3 separate regions of the Mus musculus genome follow, and all the other regions are linked to region 1. Evidence: chromatin loops called from intact Hi-C (ENCODE). Cell type or tissue: left cerebral cortex. All regions are shown on one strand. Region 1 holds the start of Syf2 (SYF2 homolog, RNA splicing factor (S. cerevisiae)). Region 2 overlaps Srrm1 (serine/arginine repetitive matrix 1). Region 3 overlaps Srrm1 (serine/arginine repetitive matrix 1).

What was found. Peaks named below come from ENCODE experiments on the same cell type or tissue, not always from the same donor. Only the 100,000 strongest peaks of a DNase experiment are listed, where the experiment ranks them.
Region 2: it touches region 1 in a loop (5-fold over the local background); 7 of 42 quality-filtered maps call a loop at or near these places.
Region 3: it touches region 1 in a loop (4-fold over the local background); 11 of 42 quality-filtered maps call a loop at or near these places.

The regions. Positions count from the first base shown.
Region 1 is chr4:134,927,059-134,932,058 of GRCm38, forward strand. It overlaps Rsrp1 (arginine/serine rich protein 1), which reads left to right. Exons shown (of 5, transcript NM_023665.3): 5 at 1-312. Syf2 (SYF2 homolog, RNA splicing factor (S. cerevisiae)) reads left to right here and starts at 3,922. Exons shown (of 7, transcript NM_026780.3): 1 at 3,922-3,960; 2 at 4,122-4,226. The coding sequence starts at 3,937. In left cerebral cortex, no CTCF peak of the experiment used is centred here; DNase peaks (open chromatin) are centred at 2,432 and 3,873; H3K4me3 peaks cover 1,681 bases; H3K27ac peaks cover 1,106 bases.
Region 2 is chr4:135,345,475-135,350,474 of GRCm38, forward strand. Srrm1 (serine/arginine repetitive matrix 1) reads right to left here. Exons shown (of 18, transcript NM_016799.4): 2 at 1,641-1,730; 3 at 1,261-1,383. Among named protein-coding and RNA genes, the nearest start is that of Srrm1, 5.2 kb to the right of the region's middle. In left cerebral cortex, no CTCF peak of the experiment used is centred here; no DNase peak of the experiment used is centred here.
Region 3 is chr4:135,330,279-135,335,278 of GRCm38, forward strand. It overlaps Srrm1 (serine/arginine repetitive matrix 1), which reads right to left. Exons shown (of 18, transcript NM_016799.4): 10 at 1,880-1,960; 11 at 1,443-1,529. Among named protein-coding and RNA genes, the nearest start is that of Srrm1, 20 kb to the right of the region's middle. In left cerebral cortex, no CTCF peak of the experiment used is centred here; no DNase peak of the experiment used is centred here.

The DNA of each region.
Region 1 (5,000 bases):
GGGCTGGGGTTGCCAAAACTGCACTTTACTGAGGGGTTTGTGTCCAGCATTAGATCGTCTGCCTGAGTGATCACAGCAGTAAATGTGATTAAAATCCATTACAGAAAGAGACTTAATGGGGACGTTCATGGTTGAGGTTTCTCTTGAAGATAGGAGGACACAGATGACCCAGAGAATTGCATACAGGTGGGAATCTTGTATATATCTGTAAGTATTGTATAGAATTGCTTATATACAAAGGTGAATTTTTTAAAGACACAGTTGTACACTGAATTTTGTATATTTGTTAATAAACTTTTTATTATTTGTCTTGATTTTTATGGATGTTGAATGTGTCTGTCTACATCTGAAGAAGAAACCTTCCTGAAAACAACACAGGGTTTATGAATTCATACTTTGACATTTGTGTGTTGCATTAGGGAGGTTGGACATTGGTTTCTTTTTTCTTTAAATGTGTATCCCCTCAGGGCTGGTATTGGAATATGCCCTAAGACTCCTCTTAATCATCTGTAACTCCAATTCTAGGGGACCCAGCGTTCTGTTCCATGGGATGTGTGACTCACATGTGGGCAAACTTGATACACATAAATAAAAGACTGACCTTTAAAAGACAGCATTAGTTGTGAATGGTAGTTTATGCTTTTGATTTTAACACTTGAAACAAGTAACAAGTAGACCCTTGAGGTTAAAGGCCAGTCTGATCTACATAGCAGGCTCTAGGACAGTGAGACTGTTAAACCCAAATCCCTCCTGTTGACAGTATCAAAAGATCTCATGCTTTAGAAATTAATGGCTTCAACTTGGCTACACTTTGAAAGTTCCCATTATCTTGTTTGGGAATTTGCCAATAAGCGATCCTTTAAAAAGAATATGAATTAGTAACCAACCAGATTAAGGAGAAGTTAGAATCGAGCTTGTCAGGATTGGCAGTGCTAGCATTGCTGTCACCCAAGAGACTGAAAACCCTGGTCTTAGTTTAGGGAGCTTCCACCCCAGGCGTGGTTAGGTCGTGAACACCAGGTGAGAACTCAACCTCCACCTCCCTGTTAGAGTTACAACCTACTAGTGGGTGCCTCAGGCAGGAGGATTTCACCCTGTAAGCTGAGCTTTGTCCAGCGTCTACTGAGAATAACAATATTCCCTACTGGGCAGAAAGTTTCCTGAGCTTTGCCAGGAAATGGGGATGAGAAAGTATTAAGTCTCAGTCCTCAAATGTGTTAAATTGACAGGAAAGCCAGCCTGTGTATTTGCATTTCCCAACAAATGAGCCACTGTCTATTTAAACACTAAATTCCCTGTCATCACAATTTGTAGTGTGACTAGCAGCTGCCTCTTAAGTACAAATAGTAGGCTGGGGATGTAGCTCAATTGGTTAGAATGCTTCCTGAGTTTCTGTGAACCCAGCATCAGTAACAGTATTTTAGCCCTTCTGGAGGCAGCCCAGGGGCCACATACACAAAGGCAAATTTGCTTTTCTTTTTTTCTTTTTGGGTTTTACTGTGCTTTGAGTAAGGATATACATAGCCATGGCTGTCCTGGAACTCATTGTAGATCAGGCTGGTCCTGAACTGGCCTTGAGATCCTCCTGCCTCGACTGTCCTTGTGCTGTTAGTAAAGGTATGAGCCACTGTGTCTGGTTAAGACCACCCAAAGAGTATAGGTGGCAAGAATGCCCCTATCTATCATTAGCATGCAATTGGACTCAGCATCCTTTGAAAACAAAGATTCACCCTACAGAAAACTTAAAAATCCAATCATCTAGATGTGTATTCCTGGTCACATCCCTTTCTTTGGCCGTTCTTTAAGGTAGCAGTGAATCAGTCTATTTCATATAGCCTTGGATGTCCAGGCTTGCCTCTAACCCCTCAGGTTCTGGGATTAAGGGTGTGGGGCACCATACTTGGAATTTTTTTTTTTTTTTTTTTTGATTTTCGAGTCAGGGTTTCTCTGTGTAGCCCTGGCTGTCCTGGAACCCACTCTGTAGACCAGGCTGGCCTTGAACTCAGAAATCCGCCTGCCTCTGCCTCCCAAGTGCTGGGATTAAAGGTGTGCGCCACCATGCCTGGTGAGATTTTGTTTTTTAAAGGAGGAATGAGGAGCTGGAGATGTAGCCTAGTTGGTAAATATCCAGCAAGGTATAGAACATATGTGGTAGTGCAGGTCTGTTATCCCAGAACTCTGGAGGTAGCAGTCAGGATCAGAAAATGAAGATTAGCTGAGGCTAATGAGGGCACAGGTATTTCATCCCACGAGAGGCAGTAGGATCTCTGAATTCAAGACCAGGATGGTCTTCAGTGAGTTCCAGGACGGGCAGACAGTATAGGGAGACTCAAGAAACAAAGACATATTAAAAGTGATTCAGAGGACGACAGTGACAGCAACTGAAGGTGGTGACAGATTTGTCAAGGCATATTGAGTATATGCTAGTTTACATATAAAATTGCAATTATAGAAATGAAACATCTCTGACATGAGAAGATAATCACAGGATGGAGATGGCTCAGTGGTTGAGTGTGGGCTGCTCTTGTAAGAGGCACCGAGTTTGGTTCCTGGCACACATTTTATCAACTGCCTGAAACTAGTCCCAGTAGATTCAAAGCCTGGCTGCTACACTGAAATGCACAGACTGGAGAGATGGCTCAGTAGGTAAGAGCACTGGCTGTAGTGGAAAGATGTTTCCATCCCAGAACCCACATGGTGGCTCAGGACCACCATAACTCTAGTCTGACCTCCGTCGGCACCAGGCATGCAGGTGGTGCATATATGGATGCAGGCTAAAACCCCATACATAAAAAAAGAAATAGGCCGGCTGTAACTTCCTCATTTAGAGGTATGTATTGCCTTCCATTTGATTTGTGGGGATTTTGTGTGCTAGTTAGACTCAACTCACCTGCCTCACTTCTTCCAGCCAAGTAACTCACTCATTTCTTTTAATCCAGAGACAGGATTTTTCTTTTCTTTTCCTTCCTTTCTTTCTTCCTTCCTTCCTTCCTTTCTTTTTCTTTCTTTTTTTTGGTTTTTCGAGACAGGGTTTCTCTGTGTAGCCCTGGCTGGCTGCCCTGAAACTCACTTTGTAGACCAGGCTGGCCTCGAACTCAGAAATCCGCCTGCCTCTGCCTCCCAAGTGCTGGGATTAAAGGTGTGTGCCACCACTGCCAGGCGCAAGCCAAGTTTTATTAAGCTTGAGAAGTAGCTTCCTACAGGGGAGGGGGACTCAAAAGAGAATTGCCCACAGTTTACATTTTTTTCTTGCCAGTGCTTAAGCTTTTAGATATCCCATGTCTTATAGCACTGGCTAGCCTAGAAGTCACTGTGTAGCCTTGGCAAGCCTCATACTTGATATTCTCCTGCCTCCACCGGCTGAGACGCTAGGAGAATGCCACCACAGCCGATTTGTACCCAGCTATTTTTACACGTGGGATGGCTTTTTCATTTCTAAAATTAATTAGTCGTCGATTTTGAAAGGTACACGTTTCATATATCCCTGTCTTATTCCCGAATTATCTTAGTGACCTTAGTAGTTGCTCTGGTGCTGGAATGTGAGAGTGAACGATATGGGGCCCGCCCTGCTCTTCTACAGTTAGTAACATCAGCAAATTATCTACTCTATGGAAGGGACTTAATGCGGATTAAATTCAAGAGAGACAAGGTTCTTTAGAGCTGGTGACAGGATACGCAGTCCCCAACCAGGCGTCCCATTCTATGTGGTGACAGGTTCGGAGCACTTCCTCATCCTTGTCGTCCCTCCCGGGCCCCGCCCCCGCCCCGCCCCGTTTGCGCCTGCGCATAGCCATACCACGCGTCAGTCCCTCCCACTAAAAGGAGCGTGAGAGGCCGGAAGAAACTGACGCCATCGGGAAGGCTTGAGTCTGGGCCGCGGGCCAGAGGCCGCCGGAAGTGCTCAGCGTTGTTGACGGAAGTAGAGAGAAGGCTGTAATGGCGGCTGTGACTGAAGTTGTGGTGAGTATCACCGGCTTCGCGTAGGTGTCAGTCCGGGAGACGCCGGGGCTGAGGACATGGGTGGGATCCGGGTGCGGCTCCCGGGGAGACCAGGGTGCCGGGCCCAGGCCTGGGCCGTGGCCCCTGGCAGACGCCGAGCCTGAAGCCGGTTATGATCGCAGGTCCCCGCGGATGGCGCGGAAGCCAGGCCCTTGGCGGCCGAGGAGCTGGCGGCGCAGAAGCGGGAGCAGAGACTACGCAAGTTCCGTGAGCTGCATCTGAAGCGGGTGAGTGGCGGGGCTGCGGGCCAGGCTGGCAGTAGGGCTGGAGGAGCAGGAGGAGGAAGGCGCACCACGCACCAGATCTCCGGACCCGGCGTCCCCGGGACCAGATCTCCGCCCGCCGGTGGGTCTGGACTCGGGTTGAGATCGCTTTGACACACGTCAAAAGCCCCACCCGCCTGCTCCACCCGGCCACACCCACATTACCGGGTGTACCTTAGGTTTTTCCTCTTGTTCCATGATTCTTCGTTTTTCATCTAGGGAAATAATTGGTTAGAAATAGTAATCAGACCTTTCTCACCTTAAAAACAGCGAGCACACACTTTCCCTTTTCTCCGAGTTCAGACTCAAAAAAGTATAACTTATTTCCCATCTCTTGTTTGGATGTCTACTCAAATCGTAAGCATGGCTGGCGAGTCACTCTCAACATTAGCATTCTTTCCCAGAAGCTAGCTCCCTCTCACTTCTTTATGTGACTGCTTGGTCATCTGACCCTTTTTCTGAACCTGCTTGTTTTCTTGGACTATAATTCAAAAGGCATGCTATATCTTCTTACTGTCTCCCTTCTAGCACCTGCCAAGATTTTCAGCCTGCTTGACTTGTTTTTGTCTTGATCTCTTTTTTTTTTAAAGATTTATTTATTTTATGTATGTGAGTACACTGTAGCTGTACAGATGGTTGTGAGCCTTTATGTGGTATTTGGGGATTGAATTTAGGACCTCTGCTTGCTCTGGTCACCCCTGCTCTCTCCGGCCCAAAGATTTATTTATTACAAAAATT
Region 2 (5,000 bases), 420 kb after region 1:
TATCTAAATTGCAAAAGACGAACAAGCAATAATGAGTACACAACCACAAAAAAAGAAAAGATTGTTTAAAAAGCTCTACACTTTAATCTCATGCTCACTACAGGGGAATACTACCAGGTATTTAGGTTTTAAAGTTCACTAAAATTCAAGTCAGTAAAGCATTTCTCTAATAAAATAGTAAATTAAGCATTTAAAAAACATCCTCCCATGTTTCTGGTCTCTAAAGGAAATAAATAAATATACTTAAACATAAGGTCCTTTCTTAAAATTAAGTCTTAAAAAACATTCAAAGCAAAATAATTACCACATTGTTTTAAAAATGAAATACCTTATCGTTTGGAATGATAACTGTTCTGTCAAAATTCAAGCATGAACTCTTGGGAACAGGAGTAATGTAAAAGTAAACTCACGTCAGTACAGTTACCAAAAGGTTTTATGGTACGGCTTTACTGTCCTTTGGGTACCATGACAAAATAGCAAACTATGTTACAACAGAAATAATTGTAAACAGTTATATCATCTTGTATTATTTCATATTGGAAGATAGAAACAATTATGTTAACTGGCTTTTATAGGACTGCCAATCCATCTGCCTGAACTTCTAACTACAATGTAAATAAAATCCTGTGCCTTAATTCTAACTGGTAAGCAACTGACTTGTAACTACAACTAAAGTCTTCAGTTCTTTTAAAAGCAACATCCAGTCAAATCAGATCGCCCCTCATGCTTCAAATAAATGTCCACCTCAAAATGCTACTTTAAAGAGCAGTACACAGCTTTACCAATTGCTCTTGTTTGTGTTGTTGTTGTTGTTGATGTTCGGCCACTTTACACAACTCACCTCCAAACACACACTGCGTCATCAAGGGAGTTGGGTCAGAGCGACATTGGGACACTCACTCTGCTGTGACCTAATAAGGTGATGGTGCTATACTTCAGACGCAAGGAATAACTTCCATTTTGGTTCAGGCCTTTTAAATCATAAATCACATTATCATTAGAAAATTGCTGTCAAAGTAACTTAACATGTAACAGCAAAATTACAAACAGTAAGTTTGATTTTTTCACCTGTGTAGCTTTCAAAACTATGCACCTTCACTAGACCTCCAGCCTTAACAGCTGTTTTACAAAGTGAATTCTTCTCACAACAAACATTGTACAGTAACCCTTCTACATTTGTATTCCACAGAAAACCTGAGTTTCCACAGATTCACAAATCATGTCACATACTCAGAAGTAAGAGCCATCTGCATGTCATACCTTCACTTCCAGCTGGTTGAATATAAACTCAATGACAACATCATCTTCGAATCCAAGGATCTCAGTTACTCTTTTGGTTATCCAAGGCTTTATAACCTCCAAATTTACTTTGCTCATGTCCACCTGGTGAAACATGCAAACCAGTAAGTACAAGTTCACTGCAGTAAGAGCTTGAGTTAGGTTGTCTAAATGATTCCTTTAGCTTATGCACATTTAAAAAAGTTTAACTAAAGTTTATCTAACATGCTCATTCTTTGGTTGTACTGTATATGTGGTGGCTAAAGGGTGGCAAATTGTAAACTTTTTTTTTCTGCACAAATGTAACAGTTCATCTCTCAACCCTTAAAATGCAGCAACTGCAAGAGTCCCACCCAGAATACCTTTTTTTCTAAGCATTCTGCAAATTTCAGCTGCTTGAGGAGTTTCTTCTGTTTGTTGCTGAACCGATTATCCTGCTCCGCACTTGTTCCCTGCAGGAAGCAAACACATGGCCTAAGAATACAAGATGAAACTTCTGCTTCAGTTAAAAACCAATGCACATCTGAAGGGGTCAGAGGACAACTCTGGAGAGTGAGTGCTCTCCTTCCAGCACGTGAGGCCCAGGGATGGGATTCAGCCCATCAGGTTTGGCAGCAGGTGCCTTTTCCCATTGAGCCATTTTGCCAGCCTTTTCTAAGAAAAATAAAATCACAACAAAAAACTTAGTTTCATCCATTAGCCCAGGCTAGCTCTCAAACAATCTTCCTGTCTCAGTTTCCCAAGTGGCAGCCTAAATCACCATACTGTTGATTAAAAGAACTGTCCATTTTATTTATTTTAGTCACATTTGCCCCCTTGCCAGCTCTTACACACAGTGACCTCTCTGTGCAGCACTGGCTGACCTGGAATAGACCAGGATGGCCCCCAGCTCACAGACCCTCTGGCTTGGCACTGCTGGGATTGCAGGCCTGTGCCACTAACATAGCCCAATCCCTTCGCCTTTAGGGTGTGTGTCTCTGTCCCCACTTCTTTCTTTGCTCCTTTTACCACAGGACAATGCTTTCTAGTTTTCTGAAATTGTTTATGTTTTGCCTACATTATGTCTGAGCCATAAATCCAGAACCCAAAGTAAAATTCTTTAATAGCAAACAAAGGTTGCAACAACTTTTACAGTCAAAATAATTGAGTAGAAACACAGTAACTAATATTCGGATAGAAAATGTACATTCTTTTCTAAATGTAGTTGACACAGTGTCTATATTTTAATATTAAAAAACATACATTCTGGGGGCTGGTGAGATGGCTCAGTAGGTAAGAGCACCCGACTGCTCTTCCGAAGGTCCGGAGTTCAAATCCCAGCAACCACATGGTGGCTCACAACCATCTGTAACAAGATCTGACGCCCTCTTCTGGAGTGTCTGAAGACAACTACAGTGTACTTACATATAATAAATAAATAAATCTTAAAAAAAAAAAACATACATTCTTAAGTCAAATATAATACAATAGTCGGGCTGGTGAAATGGCTCAGTGGGTAAGAGCACCCGACTGTTCTTCCGAAGGTCAGGAGTTCAAATCCCAGCAACCACATGGTGGCTCACAACCATCCATAAAGAGATCTGACTCCCTCTTCTGGAGTGTCTGAGGACAGCTACAGTGTACTTAGATATAATTAATAAATAAATAAACAAATCTTAAAAAAAAAAATACAATAGTCAGAGCAAGATACCCTCTCCACAATGTTAACTTTGAGACATATACTTTCTTTGCGGGTGTTTAAATGAGAAAGCGGGTACATTTCAAGTTCTCATCCTCTCCTAAATGCAGCACAGTGAGACTGTTCTGTTCCGCTGGTCACAACTTTAAGAACACGATGAGCAGAAGCATGAAGACTGCAGCAAGTCCCAGTGTGGCCTGGCAGACACACCAAGTCCCAGTCACTACCAAAGGACAGACGCTGGAGGATAGGGATACAGCTCAGTGGCAGAGTTCACCCAGCATGCAGGAAGCCCTGGGCTTAGCCGGGCGTGGTGGCGCAGCCTTTAATCCCAGCACTCGGGAGGCAGAGGCAGGAGGATTTCTGAGTTCGAGGCCAGCCTGGTCTACAGAGTGAGTTCCAGGATAGCCAGGGCTACACAGAGAAACCTTGTCTGGAGGGGGGTGGGGTGGGAAAAAAAAGGAAGCCCTTGGTTTAATTCTAGTACTACATAAACCAGGTATTGCGGTACTTATGATCTGAGTCCTATAAGCCAGGTATAGTGGTACTTGTAATCTGAGTCCTAGGGATTTGAAAGGTTAGAAGTTCAAGGTCATTTTTGGCTCCACAGCTTGAGAGAGACACGGGAAACCCAGTGTGTTAGAGGGGGTGAATGCCAAGAACCAAAAAATGTGGTGCACAAATATAATCCAATAATATGGGCATTTAAGGAAGACAAGGTATCTTAAACCACATACCGAGTTCAGGCCTCTAATTCTGTCTCAGAAAGGAAAATGGATGGGGGAGGGTGAAGGGGTGGAGAGAAAGGGGGAGATGGAGAGGAGAGGAGCAGAGAAAGAAAGAAGAGAGAAAATGTGAATTAATGAATTTAAAGCCAGGCGAGAAGGTATACTCTCGTAACTCTAAAATTTAAGACAAGAAGAAAGAATTAGGGGTTCTTGCAGGGCTGGAGAGATGGCTCAGAAGTTAAGAGCACTGACTGCTCTTCTGAAGGACCTGAGTTCAAATCTCAGCAACTACATGGTGGCTCTCAACCATATGTAATGAGATCTGACACTTTCTTCTGGTGTGTCTGAAGACAGCTATAGTGTACTTACATATAATACTAAAAAAAATCTTAACAAAAACAACAAAAAAGACAAACTTGCAAATTCTAGGCCAGCCTGGACTACAACAAAACCCTATCTGGAGGAACAAACAACAGTTCTTAAGTAAATGAGAACAAAACTTCACCAAAGGACTCATCAGAACAGCACCACATCACAGTTTTTGTTCATTTCATCCTTCCTCCTGGCTCAATTAAACCTGGAAGTAACTGGCTCTGACTTGAAATCTACAGATTAGTTTTCGGACTAGCTCCATTCCCTTGAAAACATTTGTTTGGCCTGAGAATAGCAGAGGGACAAGAGCACTCAGCTAACATGCACAACACACGGGTGAGATCCCCAGGACTGTATCAGCAGCAAAAAGTTTTGGGTTGGGTATGGTGTCCAAAACCTCTAATGCCCGCACTCAGGAGGCAGAGGCAGGAGGGTCTCCATGAGTTGCAGGCCAGACCAGTCAACAGCTAGAGCTTCAGAGTGAGACCCTGTCTCAAAACTAAGTTTTGAGAAGGAAAACAAAAACAACCAACAATACAAAACAACAACAACCCTGTAAAAGTGTGCCAGTTCTGCTACCATATTTCTTGAGAACACACAACCTAATCTCTGAGAATGTTTTCTTTACGTCAAATTAATGGCAATGAAGCAAAAAATAGAGATGGATGTCTGAGGTGATAAGGTATGCCAACCACCGTCATCTGATCATTACACGGCATAAGCACTGGATATCAGTGGAAAGGTCAAACCTAGTCACCGGAAAGAGATCCAGAAAGGCTGTGACTGAGTGCAGAGCCTGGTGCATGGTGCATGGGCCCTAGTACTGCAAAACCAAAAAGGTTTTAAAGAAAAAGAAAAAAAGTTTTGGGCCAAGAGTGGTGGCATATACCTTTAGAGATAGGCCATCTCTAAAGAGTTCAAAGCCAGCCAGGAGTGGTGGCGCA
Region 3 (5,000 bases), 400 kb after region 1:
GCAAGAAAGCAACAAAAAAGTATCAATATGCCACTTGAACCAGAAAATAATTACAACTATAACCTGAGCGATGAGGGTGTGGCTGTGAGTAGAGAGCTTGCCTCAGCACATGGGAGACCCTGGGAATCAAACCCCAGTACTGCATAAACTGAGTCCAGTGGTGCAAAGCTCAACTCTCAACACTTAGGTGGAGTCAAAAAGACTACAAGTATAAGGTCATTTTTGGCTACAAAGCAAGTTCAGGGCAAGCCTGGACTACATGGGACATTTTCTTAAAACCCAAAACCAAACTAAAGCCACACAAAACCCAAGTAAGTAACACAAGAACAGAGCCCCTGGCTTAAACATTAGGCTTCTGTGCTCTTTCTTTTTAATCAAACAATCAGAACTACAGTGAGTTCCAGGCTAGCCCAACTACATAGTGAGGCCAAACAAAAACAAAACACAACCAAATAGCTACTAGTAATAAATGAAGTAGATTCATAAAAAACTAGTATGATCATCTAAACCAGAGACTCCTAATTATATAGAACAAAGTTGCAGAAAGGCTTAGGAGTAGACTCAAATATTAGGGAATAAATTAGTCTTTCCAATTTCATTTTCTGTTTTACTATTGTACTCTACGCCAACTACCTTTTGTTTTGTTTGTTTTTTTTTTGAGACAGGGTTTCTCTGTGTAGCCCTGGCTGTCATGGAACTCACTCTGTAGACCAGGCTGGGCTCAAATTCAAGAGACCTGCCTGCCTCTGTCTCCCAAGTGTTAGAATCAAAGGTTTGTACCACCAACGCTTGGGTCCAATTATGTTATATTTAATAATGTTGGGAATAGAGCCCAGAGCTGTGCACGCAGTACGCTGTACTCTACCAGAGCCATGTTCCTAGCCAGATTTATTACCTTCCTAACAATACAGCAATTTAAAAGCAAAATTTAAGGGCTTAAAACAAGAAAGAAATACCCAGTGCCCAACTGAGACCTATGGCCCAAACACAACCCATGAAGGCAAACGGTTCAATTTCCAGCACCCACATGATGGCTCACAACGTCTCTAATTCCAGATTCTCACTGGATCTGATACCCTGTCTTCTGGTCTCCTTGGGGACCAGATGTAAACATGGTGCAGACATGCATGCAAGTGAAATACAAACAGGCATAACATTGCAAAATGGGGGCGGGGTGGAGTGGGGGGAGAGCCCCAGGGTCTCATTAGTCCAGGCTGGTCTCAAATGTACAATGTAGCCAAGAACAACAGAGCTTTCCCCCTCCTGCCTCCACCTTCTGAACCACAGGATCTCAGGCTTCTTCCGCTTTGCTCTTCTGGGGACTCTCACTATGCAGCCCTTACTGGCCTCACACTCTACAGGAATTCTCCTGCCTTAGCCTCCCAGTGCTGGGTTACCACAGGTGTGAGAGTGGAAGGCGCTCATTCGCTTGTTGTCCATACCAGATGAAGACTGCTGGTTCTGCCGTCGGTATTGTCTTCTCTGCTGCACAGAATCAGCTGCAGCCATTTTGCTGCCTTTGTCTTCTTCTGAAAGATGGGTGCATTTAGACAGTGTTTCTTTAGTTACACACAGGTAATGTGACACACAACACAAGGCATCAGCCCAGTCCATAAGATAGGAATGCTATAAACATCCCAGCCAGCTGTCCAAACCCAAAATTTTGTCCAAATACAGAAGAAAAAGAATGAGGTCCTGGACGAATAACCAAACAGCGCACACTTAAATGCCACAGCTGGGAATTGCAGAAAGTCTGTGTGACGTCACCTTCAGCTCTTCCCTACTGGGTGCCCTGGACAATCAATCCCCAACCCCAGGGAATAATCACACACGGAAGGAAAAACAGAAAACCAACCTCTAGAAAATCATTACAACTTACCAGACTCAGACAGCTCCACTTTTCTAGGCTTGGGTGCTGGAGAAGGTGACTCTCTTTTCTCAGTACCTTTATGTTTTGTCACTAAAAAAGAAGAAAAATAAACCTCACACAATAAAAAGAACAATTTTTTTGTTTTGTTTTGTTTGTTTTGTTTTCCAGACAGGGTTTCTCTGTATAGCCCTGGCTGTCCTGCAACTCACTTTGTAGACCAGGCTGGCCTCGAACTCAGAAATCTGCCTGCCTCTGCCTCCTAAGTGCTGGGATTAAAGGCATGCGCCATCACTGCCCAGCAGAACAATGTTTTAATAGCACAAGAATGGGTTAGACTCCTCACATGAAAAAATTAACCTAAAATTTAAACATGGAAAGCTTCAAAAACTAGTTCTACAGGGCTAGCAAGAACCCTGCACCAGCTGGGCAGTGGTGGCACACGCCTTTAATCCTAGCTCTTAGAGGCAGAGGCCAGAGGCGCAGGGGCGCAGGGGCAGAGGGGCAGAGAGGCAGAGAAGCAGAGGCAGAGGCAGGTGGATTTCTGAGTTCAAGGCCAGCCTGGTCTACAGAGTGAGTTCCAAGACAGCCAGGGCTATACAGAGAAACCCTGTCTCAAAAAACTAATAATAATAATTCCACACAGGAGGTACTTGGTCTGGAAAAGAATATTTGACTATTTAAACAATATGCCAAAGGCTCCTTCGCCATACCCAGGAGATTTAAACAAGTGTAAAGACTGAGAGAAAGTGGCTACGGCTGCACCTCCAAGTGCCTGGGTAGCTGAAGACAGCCAGACCCTGGATTTCAGCTCCCATGGGAGGCAAAGGAAAACCGTTATCTAAACCAGAATCAATCACCCAACGACCCCAATATTAACTGGAAAATTATAGTATGCCTTTTGAAAACTTCCTGTGACATATATACTTGGGGTTTTGTTTTGAGTCAGGTCTCACTACCTATCCCACCTGACCTCAAGTTCACAGTGATCCTTCTGCCTCAAACTCCAGAGAACAGGATTACACTATGAACCACCAAACCCAAATGAGTACACTATTAAACACTGTTGCTAAAACAAGAGTCTATTCACTCTTTTGTTTTGTTTTTGTTTTTCTGTGTAGTCCTGGCTGTCCTCAAACTCAGAAATCTGCCCACCTCTGCCTCCCAAGTGCTGGGATTAAAGACGTGCGCCATACTGCCTGGCCGAGCGTTGTCTTCTTTTTTTTTTTTTTTCTTCGAGACAGGGTGTCTCTGTGTAGCCCTGGCTGTCCTGGAACTCACTTTGTAGACCAGGCTGGCCTTGAACTCAGAAATCTGCCTGCCTCTGCCTCCAAAGTGCCAGGATTAAAGGCGTGTGCCACCACCGCCCGGCCCAAGTCTTCTTATACTCCATTTTACAAGTGTTCTTTGGAAGCTTAAACTAAAATTGCATCAGCACATTGAGAAACAGAGACACCCGAACAGACTGAGAATCTCACAACTATGTCTCCTCAGGAGCACCCACGGGGCTGTCCAGATGCTTCAGTCATGGTCGAGAGCATGTGCTACATTTGCAGAGGACCTGGGTTCGGTTCCTAGCTCCCACACAGCCGCTTACAATTACCTTTAACTCTGCTTCCAGGGGATCTGGGGCCTTCTCAACTGTGGACATCAGGCACACACTCGGTGCTCTCACAGAGATGCAGACAAACCCTCATTAGCATAAAATAAACTTTGAATACAATCAAAATCAAGTATATAAAAATATAATCATTACTTTTAACATGGATCAACTTCAAAAGACATTTGAAAAGGCCCATCTAGGGCTTGCGAGATGGCTTAGCAGTTAAGAGCACTGACTGCTCTTCCAAAGATCCTGAATTCAAATCCCAGCAACCACATGGTGGCTCACAACCATCTGTAATGGGATCTGATGCCCTCTTCTAGTGTGTCTGAAGACAGCTACAGTGTACTTATGTATAACAATAAATCTATGGGTGGGAGTGAGCAGGCAACCTAAAATTCAATTCCCAAGAACCACATGAAGGTTCACAGCCATTTGTATAGTGTACGCATACAGATAACTAAATCTTAAAAAAAAAAAAAAAGGCCCCATCTAAGAAACAATCCTTGAGACTCTTGTTTTATATGACTAGTAAACTTTGATAAACTATTTGATTAGAAAACAGTTATTATTATTTCATACTATAAATTCTATCATAGACTACCACGATGATCCCCAAGAACTGGATCTAGCACTGAGGAACCTACTGCATAACCTCACAGCAAGCCCTGCATCCCTGAGCTCATTCTTGCAGTTAATGACTCCATCTGCTGAAGTTACCTGGACAAACTACTGAACTGGGCAGAGAATGCCTAACACCTGAAGTCCCAGAGATCATAAAGTAAGGGGCTGGAGTGACTCAGTGGTCACGAGCACTGCTGCTCTGACAGAGGATTTAATTTGGTTTGCAGCACCTGCCTGAGGAGCTCATAGAGCCACCTGCAACTTCAGCTCGAGGTGAGTCCTCTTCTGGCCTATACACACCTGCACAGCGTGTATATGCCTACCACTGAACACAAGTCATTTTAAAAATCCCAACACAAAGCCGGGCGTGGTGGCGTACGCCTTTAATCCCAGCACTGGGGAAGCAGAGGTAGGCGGATTTCTGAGTTCAAGGCCAGCCTGGTCTACAAAGTGAGTTCCAGGACAGCCAGGGCTACACAGAGACACCCTGTCTCGAAAAACCAAAAAAAAACCAAAAAAAAAAATCCCAACACATAGGAGGCTAAAACAGGACTGCCTGTCTCGATTACATAAAAAGACTTTTATAGAACTAAAATCAAAACCAAACAAACAAAAGGCTCACGTGCACACACACAATCTAAGAGGCCCAAAGTGGCTTGATTTTAAGAAGAAAATGAAGTGGTTATCCCTACAAGATAATTGGTGTATATCTACAGAATAAATAAAATAACTAAACTACAACATCGCTTTTATTTATCTTGAGAGAAGATCTGGCCTCAAACTGGCTATGTAATACTGGAATTAAGAACTACACCCTTGCCAGGCGTGGTGGCACAGGCCTTTAATCCCAGCACTTGGGAGGCAGAGGCAGGCGGATTTCTGAGTTCGAGGCCAGCCTGGTCTACA